Regions from separate parts of the Homo sapiens genome. Here region 1 is linked to region 2. A link is an interaction called in ENCODE POLR2A ChIA-PET data of the cell type or tissue named here. Cell type or tissue: Panc1. All regions are shown on one strand.

Region 1 (8,000 bases), 120 kb before region 2:
AGTATCTCTGGTGTCCCATAAGAAGAGAAAGAGATATCTGGGATGTGAACACACTTAGGAAAGAACACTGTGAGGACACAGTGATAAAGTGGCCATCTGCAAGCCAAGGAGAGAGGCCTAAGAGGAACCAAACCTCCTGACACTTTGATTTCAGACTTGCAGCCTCCAGAACCATGGTGTTTAAGCCACCCAGTTTGTACTAATTTGTTATGGCATCCTAGGCAGACAAATACATATGGTATCAAAAAATGAAGAAATAAAACATCTGAGAAAAGCATTACATATAGGGATTAAGGTGCTTCCCTGAGCTGCGCTATTTACTGATCAAACACACATCCCATCTAAATTTTCGTGATCTAGGATCGGAATGTGTAAGGGAAGATGCATAATTCATTTAATAAAATGGCATCCTTAGGCTCTTACTTTTGATTCAAATATTTTTTTATGAAGTTGTATAAGGGTATATTTCTTCAACTTTAGCTTTTTAAAAAATGCCTTTTTGTTGCCTTCTCATGTGAAGACTTACTTAATCTGGTATAAAATTCTTGGCTAGGTACCTGTCTGCAAAACACTGTAGATGCAGTTGTATTTTCATTAGGATTTTACTGTTGTAGCATAATTCTGAAGTATTTTTATTGTTTTAAAACCACTATCTTATTTCTTTCTGTTTTTGTATTTGTGGACAAGGGTGGAGCTATACTTAACTTGGGTGATAGCCAACAAAGAAAATGCATTCTTCACTCTTTGGCCCACTTCATATGCCCTTCTGTAATGGCCGAATCCATTGCTCAGAGCTGGATGGCTAGTCCACGTACATGGTTTCTATCCAAACCCCAGAATCTATCCTCTAGGGATCTTCCACAGTTCTGAAGTGGACCTTATTGTTCTCCAATAGCCCAGTGCACTAAGTTCAGAACTGCTGGAATGTGTACAAAACTAGACACTGCTGCATAAACCACTACCCTAGCCTCTTCCTATCTGTTTTGCTTGTAGGGTTCCACTTGTGAGAGCTATACTCTGCAGGGGACAAAATATAACCATGTCCCCTCCTCCCTATTTCTCATTTAATTACTTTCTGAATACATACTAAAACAGATAGGTACTTGCAGAAGGGGTTTGCTTTGTTTGAAAAGCAAAATTTATACAATATATGAGTAGCTTCCAGTTCCCAGTTTAAAGAAACCTTTTATTTTGAGCCATGCAGCTTTTTACTTATTGCCTTAGGGCAAACTTAGCTCTATTTCCAAAAGTGTACATAGGTAAGCCACCAATTGCACTTGAAAATCTAGTTCCATCAATGGAGTGGGGGATAAGCATGTAGGATAAAATGGTAATAGTAACATACAGGAGGTGGGTACGCAAGTGTCCATTAGAAAATTATCTTAACTGCTATAGTTTTGAAATTTTATGTAACTAAATGTAGGAAAACAATTCCAGAATTCCTCTCAAATTCTGGCAGTAAGCGACAATCAGTCTATATTATCCATACTACGAACAGATATCTCTTTGTGTGTCTTCATAGTCAATTTACTGGAAATTTTTGGAAGGTTGTGTCCAGGGCTGCTAGCCAGACACCACTTAAAATAGAAATCTCAGTATACCTTTGCAGTAATACATAGTTATTTACTGAACCCAAACAGCATCCAAGATAGTCTTTTAGAAGTAATGGGAGGCTCATAATCTAATAAAGAATAGCCAAAGTAATTATACTAAATGTTCCCACTAGCTAAAATAATACAGTAATGCAAAATTTAGTAGGTCATATGAAACATTCCAGGCAGTAAAGGAAGAGCTTATATAGCTCTTATGAATTATTTCAAATAATGGCAAGTAATAATACAAATAAATAAATAAATGAAGCTCACCCCACAAAACTGGTATATCCCACATCAGGTATTTTTCTTGCCCATTTGAAATGTAAACATCCGGCACATATTTAGAAAGACACAGATATTTGACTTACAAAATATACAGCTTTATAAAAATAAAGACTTATTATTATCAAGGAAGGATGTGTATTTGGACCTGTGCCACATGACACTTCCTTAAAAGAGCTAATATATACCTGGTCCCGAAATTAAAGATGGAAATAATCCACGTGTTCTTGTTTAGATATTATGAAACAAAAGAGATACTGAACATGTATTTTCACTATAAATACTGGAGAATGGTCAGAATAATTTCATCATGCCTAGTAGAGATGGCTTTCTGGCCAGCCCCAGATGAATATAAAATAGTTTTACAAACCATATTATTAAGTTACAAATCTGATTATTTCCCTTTTTAATTATTTCCTGTCTCACAACGGGAAAAAATAGATGTGCAACCTGGCTTACTGAGCACTGATCAACAAGGATGGGGTAATCCTCTTGAACTCTGATTTATGTATGTGACAATTTCATTCCTTATTCAAGAAGGTCCAATGTTTCTGCTATACCTTAAAGATTATTGTCCTATGGACTTATCTAAACCTTCCTCTGAAAGTCTCCTTGGTGTGTTCACCACACTGATTTTTTTATTCTTATTTTTTAAAAACAGCTCTGATTTTTCTAATCTCTTCTTCAATTAAGTTAAATCACCCTCACTTGTCTTTATTCCTATTTAATTTGCTAATCAATTTCACTTTTTTATACAAAAACTATTTCTATCAATCATCTGGGACTTCAAGCAACTAGGTGTCCTGTCTTTACAGCATCAGCAATACTGAGCCTTTCACAGCCTCTGTTTAGTTTTCAGAGTGGCAGAATAGGAGATAAAGAGTCTTCTATTTGGGAAACTTAATGGACATGTTCTATAATCACTTGAGTGCTCTCTCTGCAGACAGCACTACTCATCATCAAACAAGTCACATGGGACATACAAAGGAAAATGACAAGGTCTATGCACCCCCAAGAGGGGTGAATAAAATGAAGTATGGTGTATAGGCAATTAAGGAATACACACAGTGGAATCTATCAGTGAAAGTTCAGAGTAGGGGAGAATAATGTGAGCTAAAGCAGCCTAGAGAAAAATAGCATGAAGTCAGAGGACAGCGAGGAATGAAAGAGAATATGTCTAGCAGGAGTTTATGATCTGGTCAGAAAACAGTGGGAGGCAAAATTAGATGGACAGAGAACAACAACATTATGGAGAACGAACAACATTATGGAGAACATTGGATGAAGAATTTGAACTTCCTGCAAGCAGTGGTAAACCTCTGCAGGTTCTGAGTACAGGAATCAAGAATGTTAAAAACAGTATTAAAAAAGTAGCTGCAATAGTCCATCTGTGAAGTGATGAGAGCCCGATAGGTAAAAGCTATCTCAGACATTTTAAGAATAAAATGTCACACACACAAAGTCACTAATATAAAATGAGTGAAATTTCATGAAACTATAGTTTAAAGGGCTCCTCTCTTCTTTTTGCTTAAAGGTACCCTACTGAGAACCTAGATACAAAAACAGGTTTTAACATGAACAAAGAAGTGTGAAACTTTGAGGAAGGTCTTTTGAATGATCAGAGTTCCTTTTAATTACAGTCAATGAAGTCAATAAATCTCTTTTCTCCTTTCCCCTTTTCTCTCCATCAATCTCTGCCTCTCTCTTTCTAACACTAATCTGAATGTACAAACATATCTAAATCCAGGTTGCCCTTCATTGCCAGTTTCTGATGAGTCATCTGGACTTCAGAATCAACATCCAGGAGCTCTGAGTAAATCACGCAGTACTGAAGAGTCCATGAGAATAGACTCTGTTCTACTTCTCCCAATCTAAATGCTGTCAGATACTAATAACTTGGTTTCAATTCTATACTTAACAGTGCCAAGGTTTTGCTTTTATTTCACTAGCAACATTTTTTTTTAATCCAAATCACTGGTGTTGATTAATTAAAAAGAAAATTGAGACACCAGAAAGCAGGGTGCCAACAAATGCTGGGAACACTCTTGGACTACTCAGACACTGTCATTCCATCTCCTCCTCTGCAATGGAGAAAGATGTTTTCCCATCTCCTGTATAAAATGCTATTGCACCCCTATCTTGCATCCAGATACACAAGTTGCAACATTGCTTCCAGACTCCTTAGCACTCACATTATTTAGAATTCATTCTATACCTGGCAACCTACATGAATAACATTTATGACAGCTGAACATGTTATTTTACATTACTCTGAAGAATAACCCTAAGCATAAGGCATTACTTACAGTCAGATCAACAAATTAAGGAGAATGTATTTAAAATCCTATAAGGGTAAAAGAGAATTTGTACAAGTGGCCTTTGAAAATTAAAAAAATATATAAACATTAATTTTTTCCTTTAATCTGAAGCATTACCTTTCAAATAAATACCTCAAGGAATGCTTTTTAGTAGTCAAATATCTCATAATAAATGTCAGGAGCTTGTCTACAACACCTCTACTTTACCAGGTCCATCCCTAGCTTGAATTGTTATAGTGTCTTTAGTTCCCTGATTCTTGCAACAAAATTGATTTGAATACATTGACTACTGATCTGTACGTAGGTAATTTCCCAAAAATTTATAGAAAAATTTTTTTTCAAGAAAGAGTGAATTATTTGAACTACTGGATTTATGCTCAGAATTATCATCATCATTGTCGTCATCAGGATGTCCATTTTACAGATAAACATTTTCAGAAGAAAAGGCCAGATCAAAATAAAGAAGGTAGATATAAGCAGTTGACTTTTCAGACTTAATTTTTCCTCAGTTTTCACACTAGACAATACTTTTAAATTCACACAAAGGCTTAGTTTTCATTTTAAATAAATAGTTTTTTATTGGTAGGAATGATCTAATATCCCTTAAATGTGGAGGATTCATTATCCAAAGATGAAGGAGGACTACAGTATTTTGCTTTTACACAAAAGTAGAAGACTTTGTTCAGTACCATGTATAAGGGAGAATTATTTCTATGGCTTCAAGACTATCTCTGTATCCCTCTTTTCTTCTAGTAAACCTAATAACTTGCACCTTTACACATAATGAATTTTGACTACCTATTAAACACAACTTGATTTCTTCATTGGTGAGAAAAATTTATGCACAGGAAGAGTTGATTCTTGATGGAACTAAAGTACAAAGGAAGATCTGGATTATTTTATTTTGCTTGATATTTTATTAAATAGTGTTCAAAATTATTGTACTGTAAATGAAACCTTGAAAATGTATAACTAAAAATGTATTCTGCTATAGTAATACAAATTTCCTTAAAGGTCAGGGGAACAGTCTTGACCAAGAAACATAAAATTTCAGTACAAATTATTGACAAATAATAATATATTTTAACAAACACTAGAAAAAATATATATTATAGATTAACACGGAACGAATCATTATATCTTTACCTTCATAAAAGTTACAAAGAACATTGTGAAATAAGCTCTTCTAAAAGACATAAATATGTGAGGAGATTTTAGAATACTTTAGTCATTCACATATAACTTGGAAAGAAAAACAAAAGCATAAACAAAACAAAACTCCTCACCTAAAATCCTGTTGAGATTTGGAGTATGGAGTCCTCCAACAGCAAAAGCAATATAAAAAAAAAATGATCTGAGTGCAAACCTGAGGTATAGCATTTTGACTATCTTTTAAACAGCTTCATTATGTGTTAAAGCAACTGTTTTGAGCAGCTAGAGATGTATTAACTCAATTTTGATAGCAAGAGCATTTTATATTTATTTACTTTGTTTATAAAATTGTTCCATTTCCTCTTGGGCTTGGGTTTCTCAAACTGCCCTTTTTGACCCACTGGGATGAATTTAGCAATGTGTTCAATCCTCACATCATATAGAAGCCAGAAGAATATTTAAATTATTTTCTGGTTTTGCTTTCAATTTTATAAGACTGTTCGTTTTTAAACAGCAGATGGTACAATATATTGCCCCATCTAAATTAAGATAAATCTTTCTTCCTTCCAAATATCAAATTATTTCTGATAATCAACAACCAGCTCTCCTCTCTTACTCCTTAAACACATATTATACATTAATGTATATGTGCATTTAGTTATATATTCACTATGTGCATATACATACATATATGCATATGTCAAGTATATGCATATGTATGTGTATATATACATAGACCACATAGATACAATACAGCTATTGTAAATGACAATCTATGACCTTCCTTTCTCTAGTTATCACCCTAGAATCAGAGAGCAGAAGCCTTTCAGAACAAAGTCTCAACAAGCAACACAAATTTATTCATTTTTACTTAAAATTCAAATTGAGAGGCCTGCAAAGAAACTGATAAGCTGTCTGGTAGAGTATAAAGTCTACCACAGGCCATAAGATCTTGCACAGATAGATTAAGTGTAATGAAGTAAAGGGAATACATATCATCTAGGATGAAGAAATCCATCATAGCTTTCAGCTAGACAAGTCAAACATTGGAAGCACCGTATAGCATTCCATTGGAAGTTAAGAAAACAAATTCTCCCATGTGTGTGTGTGTGTGTAAAATATATGGGTATATATAAAATATATACATAATATATATATACACACACACACGTGTGGTTTTCACAGACATGTCTCCTCCAAATGCAAACATATTTCTTACAGATAAAAATTTAAAGCAAAAATGTGAAGTTTTTTAAATAAAGAAGTGGACTCAAGAAAATTAGAATGTGTAAAGAAAAAAATACCAGTAAGTCTTACATTTCAACAAAAATAAAGATTAATTTTAATAAGGAGTGACTGTCCTTCTATTCATGCAATGCCTTATCATCTAAGTATCCTGGTGTCATGCATATAAAATGCATTTCTACACACAAAAGAAAGCTTTGGTACTATCATATATAGGGCATGCTATATTTTAAACCAAAACCAAGTAGAGACAATTTGGTACATTGTTTCTTCACATAATTACAAATTATTGTAATATAACTAAGATATTTATGGCCTTTGATCTAAAATATTGACTTATTTCTCAAATACTCTTCAAAATTCATCCATGTTAAAGGAATTGAAATATTCAACAGTTTGTCTAAAATTGATTGGTCCTGAAACTTATAACACTTCTCCCCTTTCTCTTCTATAATGTAGATCTCTCCATAAATGCCTTCTTTTCACCTTCCAGGCAGAAGAGAGGCTAAAGGCAACAGCAAAAGATTGACATTGAACTACAAGATAGCAGACACTAATATAATAACTCAGCAACTCCCCACCCTTTCCATTCTCCCAGTACTTTGACTCATCCCACATATTCCTCTCCAAAGAAGTTCACCTCTCACCATATATAGAAAAGGAAGGGAACTATACATTCACTTAAGAAAAACACTTGAAAACCTTTGTAATTATCCGATTTGAAATGCTAAATATCATAATACATGAATGTTTTATTTCTGGTGGTAACTAATTTCATCTAAAACATGGTACTATAATAATACTACTGTGACCTGCATTAAGTCTGAAAATGAGGCTTTCTATTAGTGTTTTAGAATATTACCACAATGAGATGACTTCTTTTCCACCCCAGTCATTACCAATAATTGCACCATTTCCAAACACCAATTTGGGCATCCCTTTCACAGAGTTATTGCCCTTACCTTTCAGCTCATGGGCTCTAGTGCTCCCATTCAGGGATTCACTGGCCTCATTGGCACTTCTAGTCTGCTGGCCTTTCATTGGCCATCCCCTGTCCTCACTTCACTCTTTATCCAGCTTAGATTCCAAGTGAATCATTCTAATCTCATCCTTTTATAAACTCTCAGCTATTTTTTCCCCTCTTAATATTTTGCTGGAGAAACCCAAATCTGAGTTAAATTTTATCCTCTGCCTACTCTGCACTTGTAATAAAACAGCTGAAAGTGGCTGGATTTAACAACAATGACAAACGTATAACTATAATGACTAGTTCACATTCAATTTTTGACTACAAACCTGAGGTGTGTGCTCCCCACAGTCAGGAAACTCTACTTCCTTGAACTATTTACTCTATTTTATATCTCCTCTCTTAATTACTTTTCATCCCATTCTCACTTTTAGCAGCCCA
Region 2 (8,000 bases):
ACTGCAAAAAAAGAGGGCGTTACAGACCAAATAAGGTGTATTTGCAAAAGACTGACAAGAGGAAATATAATGAGCTATTGGCACAAGCAATTTTGTAGAACATCTAGTTAGGAAGAATAGAACAGAAGAGATTAAAACCTGGGAGATGGAGTGGCTCATGCCTGTAATCCCAGAACTTTGGGAGGCCGAGGCAGGAGGATCACATGAGGTCGGGAGTTCGAGACCAGACTGACCAACAAGGAGAAACCCCGTCTCTACTAAAAATACAAAATTAGCCAGGCATGGTGGCACATGCCTGTAATCCCAGCTACTCGGGAGGCTGAGGCAGGAGAATTGCTTGAACATGGGAGGCGGAGATTGTGGTGAGCCCAGATCACGCCATTGCACTCCAGCCTGGGAGACAGAGAGAAACTCCATCCAAAAAAAAAAAAAAGACACCTGGGAGATAGGAAGCTGGGACCTTATCTTGCATGGACTTCTACACCACAAAAAGGAGTCTGCCTTTTTTCATTTTATTTTATTTTATTTTTGAAGGTGTTGTAATGCCTTTAAAGGGTTCTACATGAGGGATAATGTGATTTGCACCTTAAAAAGGTCAGTGTGGTAGCAACAACCAGATTCAAGAACTGGAATCTCATCAGAAAGACCTAAACATGTAATAGTATGCCTAAATATGCTTGGATATTAGTCAACCAATCAAGAAATATTTATTGCATACCTACGTGTACAATAATGTGGAAAGATTTAGATTTTAGTGCTATATTAACATACATATTTATGGAGAGATCAAACACATTATATATTCAGGAAAACAAATTTGTGTATGTAATTTTTTAATCCAAAATGCAATAACAAGTGTTTAAAATAAATAAGTCTCAGAAAGGCTTCACTTAAATTTAATTTCAGACTTAAAATAATGTCATAAACATTGTCTTCACTCTAAGATTTATAAGATAAGTGAAATGATGTAATAAAATGCCAACTTTTCACCCCTTTCAATTTAAGCTAAATTCAGTTTTCAAAGATAGGTGTGATGGAAATTCATTTTTAATTTTCTCTATACTGCGTGTCACCAAAAAAACCAACATGATATACTCAACTAATCTAGTTCAAAGTTCCAGTTCTCAAAAATATGAAGGTTCTCTGATTTGTAAATAGACCTAAACTTTATTGTCATGGCTCATAATAAATCCTGGGAGAAAGAAAAATGGCCAGAATATATTTTATTCAGAAATCAATTAGGACCACTGAGAATTATTTAAATGTGATAATTTGAGGGGATACACACAGGGAGGAAAGTGTCTGAGAATAAAATCATTTTCTTTATACATAAACTAAATTTTATTCTCTTTAAGAAATAAGGCCTTTAAGAAAATCACCATTCTGCTTGTCCCTATATTCTTCTATAAGAAAATAGTGATTATGTGAAATTCCTTAAAATTTCTATAATAAAGACCAAAATATAATGTTAAATCAAGCAAGTGTTACAACATCCATTTGACTATGTTAAAAAGATCAAAATATGTTACATAAAACTGATATCACAGAGTAATCATGCATGGTTTAACTGGCTAATATCTCTCCCTTACCTCTTCCTGAAGTGCTCATGCTAACACTAGAGATAACTGACCAGAAAAATCCAAGGCACTGGGAAAATGAAATAAAGGAAACAAATACTGAATAAAAATGTTAGTTTCGCTATGTACTTTTTTCATTGTATATGTACTTTTTCATTAGATAATTATTTCTCGAGCACCTGATATGTACAAGAGATGAAAAACATAAAACAAAGTTGATGTCTTCATGGAAAACAGGCTAGTATGGAAGAAAGACACTAAACAAGCATATGGAACAGTGACCAAAGTGCTAAGGCAAGGAGGCAAAGGAGTTAACGAACAGAAGGGTAGAGACGGGGTAATTAGGTCAGCCTCTGAGAAGGCAAAATATGAGTAGAGACCAGAATGGGAAGATGGAGGTAATGCCATTCCAGGCGGAGGGAATGACAGGCACAAAGACTTTGAGATACGAATGATCTTGGAGCATTCCACGATCAGAAAGCTGAATGAGGGAGGCAGAGAGCAGAAGACAATTTAACGTGGAGCTAGCCAATAACTGGATTTGGATTTTATTGACTCCATTGAGAAGCCAGTGGAGGATATGGGGTAGAATTCCTAAGTTCCTGATATCTGACATGTGTTTTTAAAAGATCAGTCTGCTGTGAGGAGAAGAGCCTCAGAGAGGTAATAAGGGAAGCTGGGAGAAGTGTGGGGAGGTCCATGTTTGAGGAGGGAGACAGGGAAAGCATGGATTTTTAGCAGTGCTTCCCAAATGCTTTTATATTATGAAAAACAAACAGGAGATGACAACAACTGTGTGGCACCTTGAAGTAAAAAGACAACTGTCATAGTTCCAGGCTCCACCCTATAGGCTAGGTTATCACACTACAAATTTTTCAACACCTGCAATACCACTGTCAGGGAACACCAGTATGCCACAGCTCAAAACCACTAAACTAAGAGTGAGAAATTGTCAGATTGGGACAGGTTGCTTAAAAATAGAATATGAAGAGGAAAGCTTTTCACAATAACCTAATTAAGGAAACCAAAACATTATGTATTATGATTCCACTGAATATCAAGTTTAATATGCACATGCACACACACATATATAATGTACATATATGCACATACATACATGCATATGTATGTGCCACCTGTCAAAATATTAGGAGTCATCTCTAGAAAGCAGAAGGTGAGATTATGGATTACTTTCATTTTCTGTGTATTTCTTCAATGATTTCGTTACTTACAGTAAGTTTGCACTGGTTAAGTAACACGAATAGAGAGAGGCAAAAAATTTCAAGTATGTTTTAGAAGTATAATTCAGTGTGTGTTCAATTTTCATTCTTTTATGTGAAAATCATAAATCCCTAGGAAAGGGCCATAAAAATTCTAAGTATACTACCTTTCTAGCAGTTGAAGATATAACTTAAAACATTCTTTCCTTTTCATTTAAAGAAAGTTAAAAGGAAACTAAAAAAATGTGACTTCCTTCTGTAACATAAGAACCCTTCCACACAACTGCTTTCATTTTCCAGTCCATAACATATGTAAAGCAAACGTACAACATGGACGTAATTTCATAGGAAAGGCCTTAAACTATATAGACCCAATTAACAGTAGTCATCTTGGGGGAGAAATTGAATGAAATGGGTGAAATGAGTTTCACTTTTCATTTTACTGATGTCTGTATTTGAATATTTATAAGTATTTATCAAAATATAATTGCATAATTTAGAAAATCTTTTTTTAGACCTATAGAGTATATTATTCTCTGGATTACACTTCTGATGACATGGCTTCCTAAAATATATTTTTTTTTATTCTATTTTTTAAAAGATTGGATTTCATTCTAAATGTAACAGAACAGGCTTATAGCAGAGGAGTGACATAATCTGAATTATGATCTGAAGAAGTTTGTTTTGATGACTGTGAGAAGTGGTTTGTGGGAGACCAAGATCCAGAAGCAGAGACAATGTTAAGGAGACCACTGCAGTTGTTGAAGGAAAAGATGACGGCATTAACCCTGAGGATGCCCAAAAATAAAATAGAGAAGATGGCCTTTATCATTGCTACCCACAATATCTAGCATAGCAAATGGCATGTAGTAAGCCTCCTATAAAGAGGTATTCGGGTAAGAAAGTTAGGAAGAGAGGCCAGCCATCCAGAAGGCTGGGATGGAGATTACCGCTTTTCTAATTGGAGCTGGAGAAGCGAAACATGTTTCTTGAAGATGCTTGTATAATGTCCATTTATGAAAGCAGTTTCCTAATCTCCTAATAAATAAAAGACTCATATAACCACTACCACAACAAATTTGGAAGCAGGGACAACAAAAATTATTTCAAAACAAGCTTAGTTCTCCGTTCAACTCCAGTATTTAAGCATGTGGTCCCTGAACTTTCATGTACATTCACTGAACTTTCATGTACATTAGAAGATGCTGCAAAAATATAGGAAGTTGTAGTAAGTTACTTTAAAGACACCTAAAAAATACTGCTTTAGCAAGCTTAACATTTAATGATATAGTTGTCCTCTAAGATCTGAAAATAAAAATTTAAATTGCAAAACAAACATGCATTTTCTTAGTTTTTCCATCTCTTTTTATGTATAGGCTGAGGTCTCTACTTAGTATTTCATCCTGAGCTTATATAGCAATAGTTTCTGTTTTACCCCTCTTGATCTGTCAATCTATCAAGCCTCTAAACTTCATTTTCTATTTTACCCATCCAAATTTAAATTCCATGTTGTCTTTATTTATTTTATATTCCAAGCTCAGTGCTCCAAATAAAACTTTCAAAAAAGAAAAACCCATCAATTTTTGTTCAAACATATTAGATGATTCATTGTTGTATTTCTTTTGGTTCATATGATTAAAGATGTAAAAGCAGAAATCAATACTTATACAGATTTTTCAATAGTTATATGGATTTAAAATTTGAGAATAATGTTCTAGAGGGCAAAAGATGTTAAAAACACTATAACAAAAAACAGCAAATTTTCCAAACTAGCACTTAAGATATTTTATTACATAATATGGTGAAACACTACATTGTACATTGACAGGTATATTTTATTATAATTTCTTTATGAAATCCATTGTCTCCAAACTTGAATTAGCAAAATGTTTGTAACACAGTAAAAACTAGCCAGATGTCTATAGTTATTACAGGGGAAGTACTGTGTGCAGAGCTTCAGTCTAGAGCAAAACTGTCCAGCAAAATTGTCTGCCACAAGAAAAATGTTCTGTATCTGTCTACATAGTAGCCACTAACCAGCCACCTGCAGGCATCAAGCACTTAAAATGTGGATAGTGCAAATGAATAAATACATTTTTAATTTTAATTTTAATAATTGCATCTGGCTAGTGACTAGCTCATTGAACAGCAGAACTTTTAAATATGAATTTTGACAAATTTGGGCAATAGCTTTTGGAGCTATATTAACAGTTAAAAGCAAAAAGAAGCAACTGGTGGGTCAAGCAAACTTTCATATAAGACACAAATTCCACAAGAATCAAGAATATAGGCTCTACTCTTAAGCACAGCATCAAGTTGGGCCCTTACATGGTGGGCTAATTATTTCATGGCACCAACAAGCAAGAATGACATGATTATGCCTAGAATCCAATACCAGGAGTTACTCAGCCTGAGAAAACTCTCCACATGTGCAAATGACAAAACTGATCAAGTGTGCTTTATGTGGATCAGGCAATGCTGTATGGCTTGGTATTACAGTCAAATATTACTTTCCAGGTTTGGATTCATCCCAATTTTATGGATGACAAATTAAGCAGCATAGTGAAAGTTAAACTGCAACTCAAAACTGTTGATACACCAATTTTATGTAGTTTCCAACCTGTTTTCTCCCTAGGTTTAAAATGTGAGACAGCCTCAATATTAAATTATTGAAACCAAATAAGTTCATAGAAGCAAAAATATATTATGCACTATACTCTCTTAAAAAAGGATTTTTTATCTCAAGAGAATCACACTGACAGACTTAATATGTAATCATTGATCTTCAATATCTGTTATCTTATCCTAAATTTTTGGCCTTTTTGTTTTCTAGAAATGAGTTATTTTAAAGAGTGTTCGACTCCCCACATACTAAAACAACACTAACTTCCCAAAGAAAAGAACAGAGTGTTTACTTAATCTTTCATATAGGTAAGCCCTAAACTAGACCCAACTACAGAGCTATGGAGGGGGCAAGGCAAAGAAGGAGGGAGAGGGAGAGAATGACAGACACTGTCTCCAAAACCAACTAAACTCTCAGTTGCTTTGGAAAATCAGTTTAGGACTAGACACTTAGACATCAGGAATTCCTACCTTTCTGTTTAATGTGATGCATTTATACGAAAAGTCTTTTTTGTGAAATAAATTTTGTAAATGAAATACCCTTTCAGTCTTTTTTATAATACAAAGTTAAATGGTACTTCTTTTTTTTTTTTCCCAAGAATTTTTAGGTGGGTCCAAAACCAATAACCAAAAAAAAAAAAAAAAAAGTCTAAGTGCTTTACATTCTAGATAATTCATAAAAAACTGGGCCAATTTTCCTTGAGTGTTTGCTGGGAGGTGGCAGACCCACGTCTACCATAGTCTTTCACCTTCATACACCCAGCTGATCTGAACTGAGCCCTGAGGACCAGGCAGAGAAGTCCAGTACTGATAGTGATGAGCTTCCTTGCCTCCACAAAGGAAGGGAAGCGAGTGCTCACCCCACAGGAACGCTCCCTGGGCCAAACACAAGGAAGACTGTAGAAGAATCAGTCAAGACTGGGGTGCCTATGAGAAGAGGTGGCTGGCAACTGACTTCTGGATAAATGCTTCATGACAGAGTTCTTGGGAGGACTTGGTAAAAAGTCCTAAGAAGGAAGAGGCAATTTCTTTCTCATTATAGAGACTATTAATGAGGGAACACTTGCTGCTGTAGCCTGTAGCAGTAGAACCAGAAGAGACCAGAATACAGTGAGCCCAGTAGTCTGCTGGTAAATGTTCAACAAATGGCAGGGAATGACAGATCATGGTTTGTGGCACTTGTTGATTTCAGAGGTAGAAATGCTCTCACCATGGCCAATTTCAAGCTACTAGTGTGAAGTTAAAGAATGTGGAGTGGGGAGAGATGTGCAGTAGCACACCATTATACGGTATTATCTACCATAAAAATACAGCAGATATAAAGCAATATCAGGAGCACAGGTAATAACAAAATGCAGCAAAATAATAAGAAAGTGATATTTTAAATATTTAGTACAGTTTCTAAAATAATCTTTTTGATTAATCACTTACATAATATAATTAGTAATGATTGTGTTAACAACAAGATCACAACTTCCTAAAAATTTAACAGTTAGCATTTGAGAGTCTGTACAAGCCGCTCTTGCACACCAGTGGTGTGCCTGATAAGTGTATGGGAGTTTTTCTGCTGTCATGAGGACACAGAAGAGGTTTTCCTGTCTTCACATGAAAGAGTACCTTGTAGAGGTGGCACTGGGACTCTAAGGGCTTCCCAGGCAGCATCTAAGTGAGAGACCACCACCGTTGGAAAGGCCAGAGTAGTGAACCACTTTGCTCCAGAAGAAGCACAGCTGTTTCTTTCCAAGGAGGTCCTTGAAGATAGAGGAGGTTGGTATGAAGCAGACTACTACATCAAGCAAACTACCCTGCCAACAATGAGAAAAAAGCCATACCCATCAGTGGAGATTGGCAGCAAAGCTAAAACATGACAAAAGAAGAAAAGCCAGAGGAAGATGGGGGGTCCTCCCCACATCTGATGTAGGTCCAGTTAACGAAGAAGATGCCTGCCTCCCTTATGTCTGTTCCAAACTCAGGAGTGATATTATTTGGAGTATTGTACTAAGCACCCACTGCTAACAAGGAAATTAAAAATAAGCAAAGATAAGTTTTTCTTTAAAGAAGAACAGCCCACTATTTTAAATATTGATATCAGATACACAGTAATACATGCAGTTCTGTTACTTCTAGGTAAGCATTTTGCCATCATATATTTACAGCAAATGCAAAAAACTGTACAGTGCTTTAAATACATAAGTCGTCATCATTAAGAATATATTTACTTTGGATAGGTCTTTATAGTTTACAAAGTATTTTTAATTTTATTATTTTTTTAGAGACAGGGTCTTGCTATGTTGTCCAGGCTCGAGTGCAGTGGCTATTCACAGGCATGATCATAGTGCACTACAAACTTAAACTCCTAGGCTCAAGCAATCCTCCCACTTCAGTGAATAACTGGGACTACAGGCATGCACCACCATACCTGGCTCACAGAGTATATTCATGAACATTACTTCATTTGATCCCCATAAAACACTTGCTAGGTGTTAATATGGTTTGGTTGTGTCCCCACCCAAATCTCATCTTGAATTGTAACTCCCACAATTCCCATGTGTCCTGGGAGGAACCTCATGGGAGATAATTG

Evidence for each region. ChIA-PET counts read pairs that join two places held together with the same protein. Peaks named below come from ENCODE experiments on the same cell type or tissue, not always from the same donor. Only the 100,000 strongest peaks of a DNase experiment are listed, where the experiment ranks them.
Region 1: POLR2A ChIA-PET joins it to region 2 with 15 read pairs; 2 of 35 experiments call an interaction of 5 or more read pairs at or near these places.

The regions. Positions count from the first base shown.
Region 1 is chr6:128,136,057-128,144,056 of GRCh38, forward strand. All of the region lies in intron 7 of PTPRK (protein tyrosine phosphatase receptor type K), which reads right to left. LOC124900216 (a long non-coding RNA gene) reads right to left here. Exons shown (of 2, transcript XR_007059752.1): 2 at 1-8,000. Among named protein-coding and RNA genes, the nearest start is that of PTPRK-AS1, 110 kb to the left of the region's middle. In Panc1, no CTCF peak of the experiment used is centred here; a DNase peak (open chromatin) is centred at 3,675.
Region 2 is chr6:128,256,810-128,264,809 of GRCh38, forward strand. The region is part of intron 3 of PTPRK (protein tyrosine phosphatase receptor type K); the gene reads right to left. Among named protein-coding and RNA genes, the nearest start is that of PTPRK-AS1, 230 kb to the left of the region's middle. In Panc1, no CTCF peak of the experiment used is centred here; no DNase peak of the experiment used is centred here.